Regions from separate parts of the Mus musculus genome. Here regions 2 and 3 are each linked to region 1. Evidence: chromatin loops called from intact Hi-C (ENCODE). Cell type or tissue: left cerebral cortex. All regions are shown on one strand. Each heading gives the region's core, and the rest is flanking DNA. Links, peaks and the distances in the headings are about the cores only. Region 1 holds the start of Trmo (tRNA methyltransferase O). Region 2 has its middle 7.0 kb from the start of Tbc1d2. Region 3 holds the start of Gm12447.

Region 1 (7,094 bases), core at 674-5,673:
ACAGGCAGAATCAAGGAGGTGTTTAGTTAAAGCTAAACAGAAGAGAGACGTCATAATTAAAACAAGCAGTATTAAAACATGTTCCGTCAGTGAATCACAAATTCCTAATGGTGTCCAAGTATGCAAACAATCAAATGCACAAATTGAATATGGGAATCCATACATAATCCATATATATAGACGAGGGTGGTATAGCTGACAAACCTCAAAGCTGCCTTCATTTGTCACACTCTCTCAGGGCCCGAGCTGCCACTTCTAACCAGAAAACGACTTACCAAACATGAGAAAACTCTTCTAGGCCCATCAAGGAATGCTCAGGGTTATTAAAGATGTTCTTTCTGATCTTCAAACAGGCTCTGGAGTGGCTACAGATGGATGGCTGCCTTGGAGTGCCAATCTTGGCTGGGAAACATGATTCCAAGTACCCTATTGGCTCAGTTAAAAGATTCCCTATGGAAGAAAACTGGATGAGAATCATTACTCAAAGGGTCCAAGAGGTAAGAAAACATGTTTTCCTCTCAGTATTGACTTCATAGTTCTAAAATCTAGGTACAACACAACTATTAAAATCATGTTTAAATAAAGTCCTGCTATGTAACTCATGCCAGCCTCAAACGTATACACCTCCAGCATTAGCCCCATCCCCTAACTGCTGGGATCACAACTGTGCACCAGCATACCCACCTCAATTTTTACTTATAGTCATAAAAATTCATAAATTATATTAATACATGTGTTGATTGTATATTATGCAGTATAAACTATAATTTATAATTATTTCTTTTTATGTTCTTTATAGGGACACTCCAGATCTCCATTTTATTTAATTTGCATCAAACCTATCTATCCTATTATATCTTATTAGCACAACCAGTAAGATCTAGCACTAACTCTCACAATATGTTTCCTTGCTTTTTGCTTATACAAACTCTTTTTACTGTTGTGATGTATTAGACCTATTTTAAATCCTTGGGAGACAGAGGCAGGCAGATCCCTGAGTTGGAGGTAAGCCAGAGCTACGAACACACAATTTTTTTTTTTTTAAAGTCTTTAGGTGTAGCTCAGGTATACCCAGAACCCTTCCTGCCACAAGAAGAGGGCAGCACAAAGTGGAGATTCTTAGAGGTTCTAATTCATTACCTCAAAGCTCTAAACCAACAAGAGGACAGCCTGGTCTACAGAGTGAGCACAGGCCAGCCGGGGCTTCACAGAAAAATCCTGTCTCCAGGGTAGGAGTGTGGAGACAAAAATACTCTTATACAGAGGGGGGAAAAGAATATATATATATATATATATATATATATATATATATATATATATATACATACATACACATATAGTATGTATGTAAGTTAAAGCATAATACACCTGCCAGCCACTCCAAAGACCTCAGTGCCACTTCTTGCATCTCTGTCGACTGCTTCCAGGAGCTGCAATCTGATCTTTATCATCGTTTACTTCCTTTCAGAAAGAGATCTTATCATATGTACTTTCGAGCCTAAACAATACATTTTGAATTCTATAAAAGCTGACACCACCCTGTAAATTATCTATATAAACTGCCTTTCTCTCTCCATCTATATTGTGTGCGCTTCTGACAACTTTGACGTTTTCTCCAAGAATATTTACAATTACTACTGTATAGTTTTTGTTTGTTTGGGGGTTTTGTTTTTAAATCCTCATCCATGTACTGGTGGGAAAAGATTAAAGGCGAAGAAACTTGGACCAAATGAGGGCATCAGTCACACACATCCCACCTTCCTGTAACCCCCTACGGAAAAAGACCACACTACACACGTGGCCGACGCAGCTACTGTACTGAAACTAAGCCCAGACCACACCCCGTGTACCAAGATCCTAATACGTCACTCCCGTTAGCCTTAGCATGTCACGTGGTCGTCGAGACACGTGACCCTTACTTTGGCGGCAAGGACAAGAATGTACGTCAGGTGGCTCGCGTTCTTCTGGCCAGGGAAGCGGGCCGCCTAGCTTAGGGTGCGGCGCCACCTTTTTCCATAACGTTACCTGCCTCCAGGGCCGGCTGAACGCACCCACATGGGGCCGCCGTAGCACACGAGCCCTGCTTCTCCAAGCCGCGCATGGTTACAGGCCGCTGAGTCGTCCGCGCGCCCAACGCTGATTTCCGCTTCCGCGCGTTAGGCTTTGGCGCCTGCGCAGTTGTCGCTAGGTGCCGGGTCTTGGAGAACGCGCTCAATGGCGGCCGAGCTGCCGCGTGGAGGGTGGGTTCCCGGACGCCGTGAGGCCCATCATTCACCCACCACGCGGCGATGGCGGCCTCGCGACAGCCTGCACCATACCCTCCGAAGGTGGGACATGTGGATAAAGATGTACACGCAAAGATACCCTTGAATTATAAGCGGCCTCGGTGACCAAAAATAACCTTGAGTTTAAAGGGAAAGGATGTGAATGTCCATCTATGATCACATAGCAAAAGAACTGGAGTTTGGGACTTTTTTTTTTCCATTTATTGTGTGCGCGGGAGCATGTCAAAGTCAAATGACAAAATGCCGGAGCCGATACTCCTCATGGCCGCGTAGCTCCCAGGATCAAAGTCAGGTCGTGTTAGCCGGTTCCTTTACTCGCTGAGCCAACTAGCGGCCCAAGAGCTGGACGTTAAATGTTTAAAATTTCCCTTGGACGTGGGCATACGTGTTATATTTATCACTCCCCTCCACTTTTTAAGTAATAACTATTTGTCGGAAAAGGGCAAGAAAATCAAGAATGGTAGGTGTTACAAGCAAGCTAGGCTAGAAGTTATTAAGTGAGAACGTTTGTGCTCCAAACCACTGGAACCGAAATAAGGATGAAGAGCCAGCAAAAACCGTATTTTCTCTCCCTGCTCCAATTGCCTGCTCTTTAGCCACTTGTAAGATTCTTTAACCGCCCCTCCCCCCCAAAAAAAGATTCTTTAACCCAAACTCTTTGCATACATGATTATGTTTGGGGATTTCAAAATCTTGTTGGTTTCGAAGAGAGGGGGGAATCCACCTGACATTACCTGTAATATAAAATATTAAAAAATGCGAATCCACGGATTAAAGGCTTAACCGTGAAAAGCTGTTTCCAAGTGTTTGTTGTCACTGACTAAACAAGTCCCTAGTAGGAAATAATCAGTATTAGGAGACAGGTTTTTGAGAGAAAGTTGTGAATTCTTAAGTTAAAACTGATACTGTGCCCTCTGTCAGTTTTGTCCATGAAATTTCCAAAAGTTTTTTACCCCCCTTTTTCTTGTAGAAGATAGAGTTGTTGTCTAGCTGGAGAAACAAGTTTGTGTGCCTTTGGGCAACACGTACACGCTGTAAAAATGGGCTAAGCTGCAGTTGCCACTAGTCGGCGCTGTTAATAAGACAGTCAAAAGTGAAAGGGGCTTGCCCTCCATCAAGATCTGCCACTCACTGCGTCTAATTCCCAACTCTGCCAACCACTGAGACTCAAAACCAAGTAGACTTGGAGATACTAGACCTAGGAATCTGTCATTAAAAATAGCGGAGCAAAAGGAGCTGGAGCGATGGCTCAGCAGTTCAAAGCACCAGCCAAGTTTCCAGAGGATTCAGGTTTGATTCTCAGTACCCACGTAGTAGCTCGCAACTTATGGTAACTCCACTTCCAGGGGATCTGATGCCTCTTCTGACCTCCACAGGCACCTACACACACATTTAAAAGCTGGGCCTGATGGCTCATGTTATAATCCCAGCACTGGGGAGACAGAGGCAGGCAGATCTCCGAGTTGGAGGTAAGCCAGAGCTACGAACACACAATTTTTTTTTTTTTAAAGTCTTTAGGTGTAGCTCAGGTATACCCAGAACCCTTCCTGCCACAAGAAGAGGGCAGCACAAAGTGGAGATTCTTAGAGGTTCTAATTCATTACCTCAAAGCTCTAAACCAACAAGAAAAAAGGAATAATTTGATTCGCTCTGGAGTCTAGATATGAATAGTAAGAAAATAATGAATTTATAGGGAATGGTAAAAGAAAATGAATGGTGGAGATGGTTCAGTGGGTAAGGAAGGCACTTGCCATGCAAGTAAGGGACTAGACTTTGGGTGCTCAGCCACCATGTAAATGCTGAGTGGGTGTAGCGACCTGCAGGAGGGAAGAACAGGTAAGCCCTGGAACAAGCTGGCTAGTTAGACTACCCCAAGTAGTGGGCTCTGGGTTCAGGTGAGAGCCCCTATCTGACTATATAAGCTGGAGAGCAATTGAGTAAGACAGACATCACCCTGTGGTTTCATAGGCTTGTACATACATGGGCAGCTATGAAGCCACACACCAGTACTTGAGAGCACATAAACACTTTAAAACAAAAGGCTAGGGGTGTAACTCAGTTGGAAGACTGATTGTCTAGTACATACAAAGTCCTTGGTTCAAACCTTGCACTGCATAAAGCCAGGTGTGGATACAACCTAGCACTGCATAAAGCCAGGTGTGGATAAGTGCTCACCAGGTGAGTTTCAAGCCAGCCTGGGACATATAAGACCCTGTCTTCAAAAATGAAAAACAATAAAGACAAACTTGAGTGGTTAAGAGCATGTGTTGCTCTTGCAAAGGACCTGGGTTCAATTCCCAGCAACCACAGGGACAGACAAAGCTCTCCATAGATGCTGTCTTCTGACTTCTGTGGGCACCAAGCATGCATGTACATGCAGGAAACACTCATACTCATAAAGTATTTTTAAACATTTAAAACCTTAGACATAGGGCTGGAGAGATGGCTCAGAGGTTAAGAGCACTGACTGCTCTTCTGAAGGTCCTGAGTTCAAATCCCAGCAACCACATGAGATCTGATGCCCTCTTTTGGGGTGTCTGAAGACAGCTACAATGTACTTACATATAAGTACTTACATATAATAAATAATATAATAAATCTTTTTAAAAAACCTTAGACATAAAGCCATAAAGACAAAAATGCCTGTGTACAGATGTCACCTCAAATATAAGAACCCTAGGGGAGAGTCCTGAACACCTGTATACGTGAAGGCTCCCCGGGTGGCTTATGTGCTGCTCTGCACCATACCCTCAGCAGGGGACTGAGTTTGTCTTTTTATAGAGTCTCAGAGCCTAGCACACACTCTTGCTGAATGAGCTTTTATTTGCCAAAGTTTGTCTTCTTTTTAGTCTTCTATAAAAGCCCAAGGAAAATCCAAACCAACAAAACATCAGGGAATATTTTCAAATATTTTCCCACCCAGAACTGTTTCTGTTCCTGCCTCTGGTCTCCTGTCCTGCTTGGGTCACTATGACTGTTATCACCGGATGAATTCCTGAAATACGAAAACTTCAACTTCATCATCGAAAAGCCTTACTCTGGGGCTGGAGAGATGGCTCAGCGGTTAAGAGTGCTGTCTGCTCTTCCCAAGGTCCTGAGTTCAAGTCCCAGCAACCACATGGTGGCTCACAACCATCTGTACTGAGATCGGGTGACCTCTTCTGGTTTGTCTGAAGGCAGCTACAGTGTACTTACATATAATGAAGAGAGAAAGAAAGAAAGGAAGGAAGGAAGGAAGGAAGGAAGGAAGGAAGGAAGGAAGGAAGGAAGGAAGGAAGGAAGGAAGGAAGGAAGAAAGGCCTTACTCCTCAGTTACCAGATAAATGATTAAGTCTACAAGTCTATACCCAGGGCTAAGACAATGACTCTGCTGGTTAGGTAGGAGTACTTACTTTTTATGGCCCAGTGTGGTGGTGTATGCCTTAGATGCCTCTCAGGATGCAAAGGTGGGCAGATCTCTGAATTTGAAGCCAACATAGTCTACATGGTTGGTTCCAGATTAGGGGGTCTGTGGGGGGGGGCAGGGACAGGGACAGAGATACACTGCTCTCAGAGGGGACCCAGGTTTGCAGGTTTGGTTCCTAGTACCCATCCCAGATATCTCACAACCCCCTATAAATTCCTGGTCCAGGTGGGTCTCTACACATCAATAACAAATTAGCTGCCTTATGATAAACTTTTAGCATGTAAACCAGCTTTCCCATATGGACCAGACATTGACACAGTTGGCATGCAGATCTCTTGACCTTGAACTGTACTGCTCTTCTGTGCAGCTCCTCTCCAGCCCTCCAGGATAGAAAAGCACCCCTCCTATTGTGTGTGCTATTCACACGGTGCCAACACTGTTTCCTTGGGGGGTAGGTTATTAATAATAATTAGCATAGATTTTAAGTATGAGGTTTAAGAGAAAGAGAGCCAGTCTCATAGAAAGGAAAACACCCAAGAGCCAGGGCATAGCCTGTTGCACTTGACACTTTCTTTTGGAATTATTTGTTTTCTGTTTTCTTCCTCCATGAAACCAAATTAAACCCCAGTGAGTGGTGGCTGGCAAGGTGGTTCAGTGAGTAAGTGCACTGACTGCTCTTCCAAAGGTCCCGAGTTCAAATCCCAGCAACCACATGGTGGCTCACTGGCTGAAGACAGCTATAGTATACTTAAGTATAATAATAAGTAAATCTTTGGTCCAGAGCAAGTGGGGCCAACCAGGGCGGATCAGAGTGAGCAGAGGTCCTAAAAATTCAATTCCCAACAACCACATGAAAGCTAACAACCATCTGTTTAGCTACAGTGTCCTCACATACATTCAATAAATCAATAAATCCGTAAGTAAACCCTCCTGAGCAAAGATGTGGTAGCACTTAGGTGTTTTACCATCCCCGCATAAACTAAGATGCTATCTTGGTAACACAGCTAAGACCATAGTAATGATTTAATGTACATTTTTTACAAACACAGTTTAAAAAATAGAAATAGAAGGTTCAGGTTCACACAGAAATAAGTGACAATTATCAATTCCAAAATAATTTGCAAGAACTTTTAGAATAAGAATTGTTCAGATCAACTCAGAGACGTGTAAAGCTCGAATAAAATTCTGATGTTGTTACAACATCAATAGTTGACAAGACTTACAAGAATCTGTATACTTTCAAAAACACTAAGTGTTCATATTGAATTGCTATCTTCTCCTCAGAACTACCAAATATATGTTTCCTCTTAGAGGGGAAAATCAACTACTCAACCTTTCCCCTGTTCTGTCTTCCCCCATATACAAATCCACACCCTCAGGTGCTCACACGGCACACACACACA
Region 2 (7,094 bases), core at 893-5,892, 270 kb after region 1:
AATAAACACACCAGAGTGGGGGACATGGCTTTCTAGTTAGAAGCTATTGGCTTCTGTCTTAGTTAGGGTTTTGTTGCTGTGAACAGACACCATGACCAAGACAATTCTTATAAAGGACAACATATAATTGGTCTGGCTTACAGGTTCAGAGATTCAGTCCATCATTGAGGAGGAGCAGGGCAGCATCTAGGCAGGCATGGTGCAGGCAGACCTGAGAGTTCTACATCTTCTGAAGGCTGCTGGTGGAAGACTGACTTCCAGGCAGATAGGATGGGAATCTTTTTTTTTTCTTTTTTGGTTTTTCGAGACAAGGTTTCTCTGTGTAGCCCTGGCTATCCTGGGACTCACTTTGTAGACCAGGCTGGCCTCGAACTCAGAAATTCGCCTGCCTCTGCCTCCCAAGTGCTGGGATTAAAGGCGTTGCCACCACGCCTGGCAGGATGAGAATCTTAAAGCCCACACTCACAGTGATACACCTATTCCAACAAGGCCACATCCTGTCCAACAGGACCACACCTTGTAAAAGTGATACTCCCTGGGCTGAGTTTATAGAAACCATACAGCATCTTTGCTGCCCATCTTTATAGCCATAAAGACTACCAGTCACACAGTGATCCCAACTGTCTTCATGCCTGAGCCAGCCATCTGGGACACTCCGAGGACACCTTGAGACAGCTATGCACAAGGCTGCAGTTGATGGTACTTGGAAGGTAGGGGTGGAAGGAAGAGGAGTTTAAGGCCAGCACACTCCATAGCAAGTTCAAGGGTAGCCTGTGCTATATATGAGTTGTTTTGTTTGTGTCTCTTTACTCCTGTCAAGAAGAAGAGGGGGAGGGGATTGTGGAGAGATGGCTTCGTGGATAAAGCACCAGCCCCGAAAACATGGAGACTGGAGTTTGGACTCCTAGGTCCAGTTTAGCAGTAAAGGCTGGGTAGATGTGATGGCTCCCCATCATTCCAGCACTTGGGAGAGGGGACCCTGGCGAAAGCTATCCAGCCAGACATTCAGAAGCTGCGTGTTCTGAGTCCAGTAGGAGACCTGCTTTAATAAAGTGGAGAATGGTTGTGCAATGCAATGAATGGGATCAACTCCAGGCCCCTACAGGCATATGTGTACCCCCCACACACATACGGGAGGAAACAAAGACGGGAATTAAAAAGGGAAGAACAGAAGACTAAAGAAAGAACTGTCACAGATCACCCTGGCTATAGAAGACACAGACTTAGGCCTGTTTTTAACACTTCATACCAGGTTTTTGTGGTGACGGCTTGGACAAACCATTTCTGTCTTAGCCAGAGGGGTAATACTTCTGCCTGTGAATGATTCAGATACTTTTTGGACGTACAAGCAGTCAAGGGTTTGGGGAGGTAGCTCAGTGCTAGAGCATGTCTGGCAAATGTGCATGCACACCTCACAACCCACAAGGGGCTGGGTTCAATCTCCAGCACCATGAAATAAAACCCACAAACTGTTGGGGACAGGGGTCACACATCAAAACAGGTTAATTGAGAAGTTTTCTTAGAAAATAAAAATTAAAAAAAAGATTTATTTATTAAATTATATGCGCATGTCTGTGTGTCAACTTGTGCTCTTGAGTTGTAGACACACCCAGAAGTCAGAGGCACTGGACATCTTGGAGCTGGGCTTGCAGGTAGCTGTGAGCTCCCCATGTGGGTGCTGGGAACTGAACTTGGGGTCTCTGCACTTAACTGCTGAGCCAATCTTTTTAGCTACCCTTAAGAAATCTAGGTGTGTGGACATGTTGGTAGAGTGACTGCCTTGTATGCACAGGACTCTGGGTTCAAAGTCCTAGCCCTTGCTCCTACCTCCAGAATTACATAAACATGTATGGGAGGAGTATACCCACGTAATCCTAGCATCTGAGAGACAAAGGTTGGAAGAGGGAAGGTCAAGGCATTTTCAGTTACAAGGTGAATTTGAGGCTAGACTAGAATACAGCAGATTCCATCTCAAAAAAAAAAAAAAGCCAGAATATCTATCTGTGTCTATATATGTCATCCAACATCTTGTAGAATGGGTGTAAGGACACAGCCCAGGAGAGTTTCGCTTTCATGGGAATGCTGGAAAGAAGAACTCCTCACTTTCTGGCTTGCTGATGGTTGAATTAAGTCCTTTCTTTATATTCATGAGAAGGCCTGCCCCATAGTGTCTCAGACATGACTATAATTGGAGATGGGCTTTAAAGAGGTAAGCTACAGGAAACAATCTAATCTAATATGAAGGGCCTTATGAAATGGGATTAGGAGGCACGTACACACACACACACACACACACACAGATCATCTGAGGATGTGGGAGAAGACAGCCAGGCAAAGGGAAAGTCTGAGAAGAAACCAACCCTGTTGACACTTCAGCTTGAGACTCCCAGACTCCAGAACAGTGAGAGGATCCGTTTCAACCAATGTATACACAAACCCAGCCAACCAGGAGTACATCTCAGAAGCAGCTCAAAATGGTTTAGGACACCCAGAAACTTTCTTGGAAGCCACGATGAATAAGTATAAGTGTGAGTCATATCACAGAACTTAGTTTAGAGTATTCTGAATTAATTTTCAAATTGGGGAGGTTGAATAGATTCCATGATAGAAATAGAGATGGCAGCAGGAGACACATCCAGTGTTGTGCAGTTGAACTGTCTATGTGTGAAGACAGGAAAGACACTTCTAGGAGCATTTTGTCCAGCTGGAAAATGGAGTCTTCAACCCTACAGCTGCCTGGAATGGAGTTTTGCCAACACTGCAAAAGTCAGAAGAGGGACTGCCCTAGAACCCACTGCGGAACCCCAAAGACCAACACTGGGGTTCTGACTTACAGAACCTGGCTGTTTGTGCATCTTCAAGTCTTCCTGTTACAGTTTGTATGGGTTAGATGGGGAGGAGCGGAACATCTAGATGGTATCTCACTGGTACAGCTATTTGTAAGCCAGGACCCTCAGCTGGGCCCCTTGATCTTGAAATACTTGGTTTCCAGAGAAGGGGGATAGAAGGAATAAATATGAAAGAGAGAGGCAGAGAGAGAGACAGAGAGGAAGAGACAGAGAGAGAAACACACACACACATACACACACACACACAGAGAGAGAGAGAGAGAGAGAGAGAGAGAGAGAGAGAGAGAGAGAGAGAGAGAGAGAGGGAGGGAGGGAGGCACTAAAGCTCCAAATAACAAAGGCCTGCTTCTAGCCATCTGTACTATAAAATCGACACCAGGAGGGCTGGCTGTACAAGCCCCGATGCCCAGCTGGCATGTTGGGGGCGTGTTGGGGCATGTTGGGGGAAACTGAGCCTCCAGAATTTAGTTTGGCAGTGACATTTTTTTCCTTCGGCCTTAGTTCCCATTTCCTAAAAGCAGGGGTCCTGGCATCTGCTGCAGACAGCCCACGGAATGTTACTCTCCCATGTTTGCTCCAGAGAAAAGAGAAAATGGAAGGAAAGACGTTTCTGCTGTGTGTTTAGGAACAACAAGAGGGAGTCCCTCTTGATCTAGAGGTATGGGTTGTCATTTATTCTAATGTATGCATTCTTCTGGTTATTGTGTCAAAAAGTCATCAACAGGAATCCCTGGTTCCTTCCACTGTTGGGTTAACTGTAAATAGGAACTTGTCAGAAAGCGACACCTTGTGGCTCTTGTGGGTACTGCCCTCCTGCAAAGCTTTCCTAAAAATCTTTTTTAAGTACCTAAGAGAGCATCCCCCGTGTAACCCTTTATCCGTAAGTATCCCAAACGACACACCACTAATTTAATTTCTTAAAAACCTTTAGTATATTTCCACTTCATTTATTTAGTGGAAGCCAGAAAAACTTCCTATCTAAATCACATGTTTCTGTTTAGAATTATATTACATCTATTTTAATAAAGAATTTAAGTCTGGCTTAGAGGCACACGCCTTTAATCACAGAAGTCGACAAGCAGACTTAGGCAGAGCTCTGTGAATTCAAGGTCAGCCCCTGTACTTAAGAGAGTTCCAGGACAGCCAGGGCCACCACAATGACTAAGGTGATGGCATCTTATTTTGACTCCGTTTGTTGTTGGTTTAGACAGTTCTCAGCTCTCTACTCTGCTCCCACAGAAGTCATGGCTGCCTTGGCAACACTTTTGAAATGTCTAAGGCCTTGACCATGGTTCAAATGTATTAAGCAAAAATAATTAAGCTAAAGTAACCAAAAGAGATATGAGTAAAAAAATGTAATGTTATGAAATAACTTCTGTACATTTCACTACGTAGAGAGATCTGCCTGAAAAGAACCAAGAAAAAAATCAGATTATTTGAAGTTATCTTTTATGTATATTTTCTTTTTCTATTATGGAATAGGAGTAACTTTCATGAATGTGATTATACAGTAGCATTGAAGATGTTAAAAGCCATTGGGAATGCAGCTTGCTTTCTAACATATTTATTTTTTGTAATATTGTTTTAAATGACTTATTTTCATTTTATGTGCATTGGTATTTTGAGGGTGTTGAATCTCATGGAGCTGGAGTTAACAGTTGTGAGCTGCCATGTGGGTGCTGGGAATTAAATCCAGGTCCTCTGGAAGGGCAGCAAGAGCTGAGCCATCTCTCCAGCCCCAGGAATACCATTTTTGTTTCAAAAGTTTTTATCATGTGGTGTGTGTGTGTGTGTGTGTGTGTGAGAGAGAGAGAGAGAGGGGGGGGGGCATGTATGGGACCAGAGAGGCCAATCAGCAGAAGTCATTTCTCTCCTTTCTACTGTGTGGATCTCAGGGACTGAGCTAGGTCACCAGGACTGTCAGTAAACGTTCTTACCCGCTAAGCATCTCTCTGGCCCCTCTTGATTCTCTCTCTCTCTCTCTCTCTCTCTCTCTCTCTCTCCTTTCCTTCCTTCCTTCCTTCCTTCCTTCCTTCCTTCCTTCCTTCCCTCCTTCCTTCTTCCCTCCTCCCTCCCTCCCTCCTTCCCTCCCTTCCTTCCTTCCTTCTCCCTCCCTCCCTCCCTCCCTCCCTCCCTCCCTCCCTCCCTCCCTCCCTCCCCCCTCCCTCCCTCCCTCCCTCCTTTCCTTCCTTCCTTCCTTCCTTCCTTCCTTCCTCCCTCCTTCTTCCTTCCCTCCTTCCTTCCTTCCTTCTTCCTCCCTCTCTCTTTCCCTCCCTCCCTCCCTCCCTCCCTCCCTCCCTCCCTCCCTTCCTTCCTTCCTTCCTCCCTTCTTCCTTCCCTCCTTCCTTCCTTCTTCCTCCCCTCTTCCTTCCTTCCTTCCTTCCTTCCTTCCTTCCTTCCTTCCTTCCTTTGAGAATTAACTTTATTTACAAGCATGTGTCCTCTGCAAGTAGATGTTGTTGTTGGCAGGTGTTCTGTAAATATTGAAGGAGGTAATCAATGCCTATTGGAAATGGGGGACAGAGAATCATCATTGTCTTTGCTTGTGTGTTCGTGACATGATGGCACCCCAGAGGACAGGAAGAGCTCTCTGTGCTACCTGGCAGGACCGTGGAACAAATGGCAGTCCCGTCAGCCCGACCTCGCTTCACTGAACATAATGGGAATTCTGTTCCCTGTGTCAACCACAGCATTTAGCCACAGAATCTTGAGAGAAGCTATCTGATACTGCACACATGAACACACTTCCATTTTATATCCCTTGTTGAAATATGAATATGAAATAGACTCAGCAAAAAAAAGTCAATATTATTTGTATTATACACACACATATAGATTTTTTACAGCTATTTATTTATTTGGTTCGTGCATGTTCGTGTGCGTGAGTGTGTGAGCGTGTGTGTGTGTGTGTGTGTGTGTGTGTGTGTGTGTGTGTGTGCACGCGTGCACAAGAATGTGTCATGGCACTCACAAAGAGGTCAGAGAACAACTTGAAAGAGCTAGGTTCTCTCCTTCTTCTGTGTAGGCCCTAGGGATTGAAATAATGTGGTCAGACTTAACAAAAAGTATCTTTACCCATGGAGCCATCTTGTGGGTCCTATAGTTTTTTGTTTTCTGTTTTGGGGTAGGGCTTCTTGTAGCCTAGCCTAGCCTCAGATCTCCTGTGTAGCCAACGATGACCTTGAACTTCTGCCCCTCCTTGCTTCTGTCTCCCAAATGGTGAGATTACAGGTGTGCATCAGCATAAGGGCTGTCTGTCTGTCTGTCTGTCTGTCTTGTACTGGGGATTGAGCCCAAGGCTTTACAGATGCCTGGAAAGTGTTATGCAACAGAGCCACATTCTGCAGCCCCTTATTTTGTATTTTAAAGACTGAGAGAACGTGGAATACTTTATTAATTCTCAGACTTCATCTCATTTCACAAAACAATGAAAACCCTAGACTTGTGTGCTCTATGTGCTTAGCAAGAAATGCAGTAAGGCCTTTTCCTGAGAGGATGGGAAACCCTTGTTTCTGAGGTAGAAGGAAACCTCAGACCTGCATCTGACCAGGGTTCAAGCTCTCTGTGTCCCAGGCTGGCAGACTAGAGAGCTTTGAGCTGTCTTAGAAGTCAACAGATGTGACAAGGAACACGGTGCTCTGATGTGAAATAGACCCCTCCCCAACCGGGAACTAGAACTAAGTTGTAGCTTCAGGACCCTCAGTCAGCTCACATCCCAAGAGTCACCTCTCGGGTTCTCCTGGCCTTCTGGGATCCTGTGTCCAGGGCCACATGGTGACAGCCTTCTGTGTTGTTCACACATGCCACAAAGCTACAAGGCAGCTATGAAGACAGAGTGCAGGGAGAGAGGGCAGGAGGGCTTGCACACAGCTCCTCACAGTTGTTTTCTGGTGAAGACAGAGATCCATAGATCAGCAAAAGTCACTGCTTACAAGAAGACAGCCAACCCTGACTTTCGGTTCAGCAGGCTGGTGTGAGGAGACCAGCACAGGCAGGGCACTGAGGAAATGGCCGCTTGACTGTGGCTACTAAAACACAGTTCACATGCACTAGAGAAGCCACTGCTCCCCATTGCATCCGTGGGAAGAATTCAACAGAGACAGAGTGTAGAAGATACAGAGTAAAGAGTGCTTTGAGGGTCTGGAGAGATGGCTCAGAGGTTAAGGGAGTGCTAGCTGCGAGAGAGAGAAAGAGAGAGAGAGAGAGAGAAAGAGAGAGAGAGAGAGAGAGGAGAGAGAGAGAGAG
Region 3 (7,094 bases), core at 962-5,961, 86 kb before region 1:
CCAGACAACGCTGTGTCAAACACTGAATGATTCCATTTGGGTAAAACATTAAGAAAGGAAGTCTGCCCCGCAGTGACTAAAGCAGATCATTGGTCCCCACAGTGGGGTGGAAAGGAAGGGAAAGGGGACTTTAAGGGACACAGGAGCCACGGGGAGCGTTGCAGACCTACAGTCCCAGCATGCTGGAGGCTGAGGCAGGAAGAGTGCTATGACTGAGGCCAGCCCAAACTCCTACCAAAGCCTACTTGAAAAAAACAGGGGGAAACAATAAAGCTCTGTGGGCAATGAATATATTCACCAGCAAGATTGTGCCAGTGTTTCTATTTATGACCATTTTTGGTAATTTTTCTTTACTATTGAAAATGCCATACATGTATACAAATACGACCATATACACCCCCATTTTCCCTTCCAACTCATCCAATATCTCCCCAGCATGCCCCTCCCCCACTTTGTCTTCTTTTATTTAGTTTCTATTACCCTCTATGTCTAGTCAGTGCTGCCTCTAAGAATGGGTGTGGGGCCATCCAGTGGGGCACGGGAATCCTGCCAGTGGCCACACAATCCAAAAAGAACGCATCTGCCTACTAACTTCCTATAGCTCCTCAGTGGTGGGCGGGGCCGGGAGGTCTCCATCTATGCAGGAAGTTTTGCGCTTGACCCTGTGCTGGTCTTATGCTGGAGTGCTGTAGCCATGCCCTGTCTAGAACCCAGCACTTCTCAGCCTCTCCGTCCTTGGGCTTACCGTCCTCACTCAGTAATGTTCCCAGAGCCCCAGAGCCTTGGCTAGGCCAGGGGTGTAGGGAGTGAGGGCTCTGATAGAAATGCCCCATTTAGGGCTGAGCACTTCTCAGTTGTACCTCTCTGCACTGACTGCTTCCCACTGCACACACGGGCCATGCTTTATCAAACTGCATGATTTACAAGTGTGAAGCCTACTCTGTTTCAGTAGTGTCGTGATGCAGTTCTCAAAAAGCATTTAAAGTAAAAAGATACTTAGAGAAGATAATACAAATCAAAACATGATCTCTCTCTCTCTCTCTCTCTCTCTCTCTCTCTGTGTGTGTGTGTGTGTGTGTGTGTGTGTGTGTGTGTGTGTGTGTGTGTATGTGTGTGTCCATGTAGGCAGGTGTGGCTAATAGCTTCTTTTTTGTTTGTTTGTTTGTTTTGGGTTTTTTTTTGTTTTGTATGTTGGTTGGTTGGTTGGTTTGGTTTGGTTTGGCTTTTATTTTGTTTGTTTGTTTTTTGGTTTGGGGTTTGTTTGTTTGTTTTGAGACAGCATCTGTCACGGAACCCTAAGCTAACCATTTCGGCTAAACTAGCTGCCCCTCCAACCAGTGCAGGGACCCAGGCCAATAAAGATGGAACATTCTGGAGTATAGGTCTCCCTGGTCCAAGCACAACTGCTGGCGCTCAGTTCAATGACTCTAAACACCACTTCTAATCAAAGCAAGGGTAAAGGAGCCATGTGACCACGTTTGGTCCAACAGTATCTGTCCATCATGTAGTAACCAGTAATGCAGAAGAGATAGACATGTGTGAACATGGCAAATCTATCGACATTACCCATGGCATAAATAGATGTGCTCACACCAACATATTGTAAAGAGACAAAAACAGGACTTAGGAGCCAACCATTGGACTGGGAGAAGGGTCCCCAATAGATGAATTAGAGAAGGGATTGAAGGAGTTAAAGGGTTTGCAACCCCATAGGAAGAACAACAATATCAACCAACCAGACCCCCAGAACTCCCAAGGACTAAGCCATCAACAAAGGAGTACACATGGCTCCAGCTGCATATGTAGCAGAGGATGGCCTTGTCATGCATCAATGGGAGGAGATGTCCTTGGTCCTATGAAGGCTCAATAGATGCCCCAGTGTAGGGGAATCGAGGGCGGGGAGGTGAGAGTGGGTGTTTGGGTGGAGAAACACCTCATAGAAGCAGGGGGAGGGAGGATGTGATAGGGTGTTTTAGGAGGGAGGAAAATCGGGAAAGGGGATAACATTTGAAATGTAAATAAAGAAAATATCCAATAAAAGAAGATAATAATAATAATACCATAGCCTAGTGGGGAATGTGAGCTACAGCCAGAGTGTCTATCCCCTAAAAGAAGGAAGGGCTGCAGCTTTCAAGTAAGCCAAGAAGACCCCTCACCTCCCCAAACAGTCCCTGTACCAAAGCCAAGACCCCAGGTAACCTGAGACATCTGGATGGCAACATTATTTGATTAAACCATCTTTCTCCTGCCTGGAATCAGCCTGTGTGCTCACTGCATCGGGCCTCTCCTCACCTGGTTTACCCACCAAGTCCTGCCAAGAGGCAAGGGCTCTGTCTACACCGGTGCGATGGGAACTCGGAGAGAGAACAACAGAAAACCATTTTGCACTTGGACCTAGCCACATTTCCCCCTGCTTTGGTGATCCTAATCTAGGTTCCCACCCTGCCACCTGGGCTGCATAGCAGCTTCGTGGCCACAGGCAAATCCCTCCGCCTCTGCGAGGCTCAGCTTCCTTACCTGTAAAATGGGAATAGGAGGGCCTACCACCTGCCAGGGTGGTTATGAGAACAAGAATGAGCTCATGTCTGTGGGAATGCTTCGCACACTTGCAGGGGTTTTGAGCCAGGATGTCATCACCATCATCATATCATAGCTGTCTTGCCATGTCTAGAAGGGGAGCCCGGGGCTTGGGGATGGCCCAGAGAAGAGAGGGGCTCCCATCCCGACCCTCTGACTCTGCTGGAGTTAGTCTCCCTAATTAACTCCTGCTGGCAGGGGTTTCCTGCAGGACATGTTTGTCTGCCACAAAAAGCCAGGTGAGGCTTCCAGGGGCCGCCCACTGGCCCTGACACACGGGGGAGGAATGATGACTCACAGCCCTCTAACAGCCTTGCTGACAGGCCTCTTGGCCAGGCTTAGCAGGGGTTGCAAAGGGCTGCCAACAGGGCAGTGGGGCCACTGGGCTCTTGAAAAAGCCAAAGAAAGATTAAGGGGGAGGAGAAGAAAAGGGCGGGCTGAGGGGAAAGAAAGAACGGCACAAAGCGGGGAAAGATGAACGGGCACTGCAGATGACAGGATGGTGGTCCAAAACCGCTGCAGCTCTGGGTGTATGCTGTATGCAGTGGGTGAAGTTTGTTTTGCAAGGTGGGAAAATTCTAGAGATCGGCTGCTCAAAAATGTGAATACAACGAATCCTCTACTGTACTTAAAATTTAGTTGAGATAGCAAATTTTATGGACTGTTTTATAGTAGACAAAATTTTAAAATTGTAGAATATTAGAAAGGGAAGGAAAGAAGAGAAGGAGAAAAGAAAAGTGGGCGGAAAGGAAGGGCAGGAAACAGGAAGGAAAGAGAATGGAAGGGAAGGGGGAAATGAAAGGAAGGAGAGGGGATTGGGAAAGAGATGCCAGAAAGGAAAAAAAAAAAAAAAAAAAAAAAAGCAAGACAGGGAGACAAGGACGAGGACATAGCGAAGGGACACAATTTCCCAGCACGAAGACCGCTCCCTCCGGAGGGGCGTGGCCTGTCCGTGACGTCAGCGCGCCGTTCCGCCGCCGCCGCCGCCGCCACCGCCCCCGGCCGCGCGTTGTGAAATCGCGGGGCTCGCTGGTGGCCGCCGGCTTGGTCGGCCCGCGCTCCCTGGGTGGTTGCGAGTCCCTCGACCTCTGGCCCCCGGCCCAGCCAGCCCCGGCGGCGGGGCAGGGCGGTAATTGCCCCGAGACGCGGCGTTTATCCGGGCGCGTTGTGCAAGGCCGCGCGAGCGGGACCCGGGGCGGCGGCTCTCACGCTCCGCTCCGGGCCCCGCGGGCTGTCCGCCTCCGTCCTCCCGGGGACCTTCCGCCGCCCGGCGAGCCGGAGAAACGGCGCGGACGCCCGCCGCTGCTCGCGGATATTCTGCGTGCATGGTCCCCACCGCCAGTCAAGACTGGATCCAAAGGCACCTGCCGCCAACCCGAGGACCCAGGTCAATCCCCAGGCTCCACCTAGTGTAAAGAGAGAACGATTCCCAGTTTGTCCTCTGACCTCCACGCATATGCTGTGAGGAGCGCGCACGGAGAAACAAAAATTTTAAAATGTAAATGAACCTTTAAAAAAAAAAAAAAAGACGAGATTCAAGTTCCTTCTGCCACTGATGCGTTTTGGATGACTTGGGAAATTTGCCTGCCCTCCCCAGTTGTAGGCATCCTCGCTTCAGATTAAATGATGAGACCTGAGAAAGTGGAGGGACACACCGACCTCATACCCATCCACTTCCCTTTTAGGAATGTGTTTCCCTGTGGCTTCCATGACTACAGGTGCCCTGGCTTCCTTTCTGGCTCTTGAGAGTTCCGTGTCTTGAGGCTCTCAGGCATCCCTGTTTTCTTTAGAGAAGGGACAGCGTCTCCAAAGACTTCAGATCCCAGCAGCCAGTTGTAGCCCACACCTGTCCTCTATGGGGTGCGTAGTATTTACATGATGTCCCAAGTTGAACACTGTCATGTTCCACTTCCAAAGCCATACAGCCACTCTGCGTTTTGTATATCTTGGTCATTCAGGATGGAATTATCCTTAAGTATTTCTTCTTCTCCCCAAGGCCTGTCCTTAAATGTTCCTTCCGACTCCCAGTTCCACCATTGGTGATCCTAACCCTGATAACAGTCGAGTGGAAGATGACAGCAACCTCCTAACGTCTCACTCTCTGTTCCTCTGGTTCACTCTATGCTGAAGGCCAGCGTGTACTTTCTAGAACACACCTCTTACCATTCTACTATAACACCAATGTTTATGTTGCCCCAGGTTTGCCTTTGAAGCACTGGGAAGTGAGGCCTTTGGAAGCTGACTATAAAAAGACTTGTTCTTATAAAAGAGGCCCAAGGGAGCTTGTTACTTCTTCTACCTCGGGGGGGGGGGGGGGGGGGACAAGGAGAAGTCACAAAGTATTAACCGAGAAAGATCATCCATTCTAACTAGGATCTCTCGGTGCTGAATTCAAAGCCTCAAACTTGTGAGGAACACGTTTCTGTTGTTCGTAAGTCACCCGGCTATGGCGTCTTTTTATAGCTATTTCCTACTGTCCTGTTAGTTGCCTGCCCTTCACTGTAGCCACGTGGCACTTACTGGTGTGTGTGTGTTACATGTACTTATGTAGTATGTATGTATGTATGCATGCATGCATGCATGCATGTACCAGGCAGCATGTGTGAACTTCAGAGAACAACTTGGTAGAGTCACTTCTGTCCTTCCTCCTTTAGATAGATTTTGGGATCAGACTCGGGTCACTAGGCCTGCACAGGAAGCCCCTTTACCCACCAGGCCACCTTGCCAGTCCCGTGTGCAAGGATCCACTTGTCTATAAATCTCAACCCAGACACTTCTTGTACATAGATTTTCCCTGACTTCTCCAATCCCTAACTACCTAGGCATCGTTCCTATTTGCTTGCAAAATAAGAATGTTTGGGCTCTTATGATGAATATTTTTGATAGAGTTATATGGATTAAGTTTTAATTAAAATTCATATAAAGAGTGAGGTGCAGTGGTGAATGCATGTAAAACTAGCACTTGAGAGGCAGGGGCAGGAAACTTGCCAAAACTTCCAGGCCAGATTGAACTATAGAGTAAGACCCCCCCCCCATCTCAAAAATAAAGCTAAAACTGACTTCAATGCATCTAGAAAATAGAACTCTAGACAGTATCTGAAAGGCTATCTGCCAAAATCTTAATAGAGATCCTCTGTGAATAGTGGGATTATAAGATATTTTAATCTTACTCATTTTGCCTACCTGTCTCTTCTGCATTTATCTAATTATGAGATTTATAAATGAAAAAAAGAAAAGTCCGTTGACTGGCCATCTGTAATCACAAGCCTGAGGCAACTGGCTAGGGTAAATTGGGGTTTTTGGCGTGCCTTGCCAGTTTGAGAGGGGAGGAGTCTACATGCCAAGGTAAAATGCCTTCTGTTCCCAGTTCAAGTACACAGCAGGAAGAAAAGGCGGCTGCTGCTTTGGTAGAAATGGATGCTGTAAGAATGTTCATTCATTGAAGAACGTAGCCAGGGGCTTTCTAAACTGATAGTATTCGTCAATGCCTTGGAGATCTTCTAGTTCCACCCCCTCACCTTGGAACCGGAAGACTTGGTGGCCTGCCAGACCTGCCGGATCACACAGGGAGGTGATGGCAGAGCTGGAATTTGGATGCGTTCCCTCACTCCCTGCTCTCTGCTCATTCCAGCATATGTTCCCACCCATCCCCAGTCATGCGCCCGAGACACACACACACACACACACACACACACACACACACACACTCGAAACAGTCATCTCTGCAGCTGTTGCATTCTAGTCTCACAGTTTCCTGCAGAGCAGTCACCAAGCATTCTTCCATAACTGTCCCTTTTTTTTTAATGTTGCGTATTGTATCGTCTTCCCCCTATGAGGTAGGCATGAGCATCCTCTGCTCTTTGAGGACCCTGAGATTCAAGGGAGTAATTTTCTCAAGGTCAAGTATTAAAAACAGAATTCAAGGACTCCCAGGAAAGCCCTCCCTGCCCAGGAACTCCTTGGTCCACACTGCCATGCCAGGGGGGTGTCTGGTTTTAGGGTGGCAGAGAAATGGTTTTGAGAGGTTTAAAGTCCTCCGGGTCTCCATTTCATGCTGCATTCCAGTCCTGAAGCTGTGTTTAAGGGTAGTTTAAAGCGTGACTTCTGCAATCTGGATCCTGGCTCTGCCGCCTAGTTATTGTGCAACTTTGGGCAAGTTACTTAGTTTCTCTGTGCCCCGGGTTTCTCCTGTGCAGAGGGTGGGTAATAACAGCCCTTAATTCACAGAGATAGGACAGGGATGTGGTGAGTTACAACATGAAAGCACATGAAACGGTGCCTGGCACGTGGGGAGCTCTTCCAAGCATTACCATCATTATCGCTTATCCCACCATTACTATCACAAAGCACTTGGATCTCGAATAAGGGCCAGCGAGATGGCCCAGCAGGAAAAGGTGCTTGTTGCCAAGCCTGACGGCCTGAGTTCAATCCCCGCATCCTTGTATGTGTCGGAAGGTTGTCTGTCTCACACACGCTATCATATATGTGCACACATAATTCACTATACACAAGCAAAT

The links. A loop is a pair of places that touch in the nucleus more often than their neighbours do. Peaks named below come from ENCODE experiments on the same cell type or tissue, not always from the same donor. Only the 100,000 strongest peaks of a DNase experiment are listed, where the experiment ranks them.
Region 2: it touches region 1 in a loop (3-fold over the local background); 6 of 42 quality-filtered maps call a loop at or near these places.
Region 3: it touches region 1 in a loop (8-fold over the local background); 3 of 42 quality-filtered maps call a loop at or near these places.

What each region holds. Positions count from the first base shown.
Region 1 is chr4:46,387,293-46,394,386 of GRCm38, forward strand. Trmo (tRNA methyltransferase O) reads right to left here and starts at 2,145. Exons shown (of 5, transcript NM_001347095.1): 1 at 2,026-2,145; 2 at 276-450. The coding sequence starts at 2,101. Hemgn (hemogen) reads right to left here. Exons shown (of 4, transcript NM_053149.2): 4 at 6,697-7,094. In left cerebral cortex, for the core only: CTCF peaks have their summits at 2,608 and 3,351; DNase peaks (open chromatin) are centred at 1,918, 2,129, 2,542 and 3,355; H3K4me3 peaks cover 2,243 bases; H3K27ac peaks cover 1,502 bases.
Region 2 is chr4:46,653,681-46,660,774 of GRCm38, forward strand. No RefSeq gene overlaps it. Among named protein-coding and RNA genes, the nearest start is that of Tbc1d2, 7.0 kb to the left of the region's middle. In left cerebral cortex, for the core only: a CTCF peak has its summit at 3,643 (motif pointing left); DNase peaks (open chromatin) are centred at 2,576, 3,287 and 3,634; H3K27ac peaks cover 831 bases.
Region 3 is chr4:46,301,352-46,308,445 of GRCm38, forward strand. Gm12447 reads left to right here and starts at 2,792. Exons shown (of 4, transcript XM_030253986.1): 1 at 2,792-2,816; 2 at 3,515-3,964. The coding sequence starts at 2,792. All of the region lies in intron 4 of Gm12446 (predicted gene 12446), which reads right to left. In left cerebral cortex, for the core only: a CTCF peak has its summit at 3,996; DNase peaks (open chromatin) are centred at 2,997, 3,553 and 4,299; H3K4me3 peaks cover 1,567 bases; H3K27ac peaks cover 1,098 bases.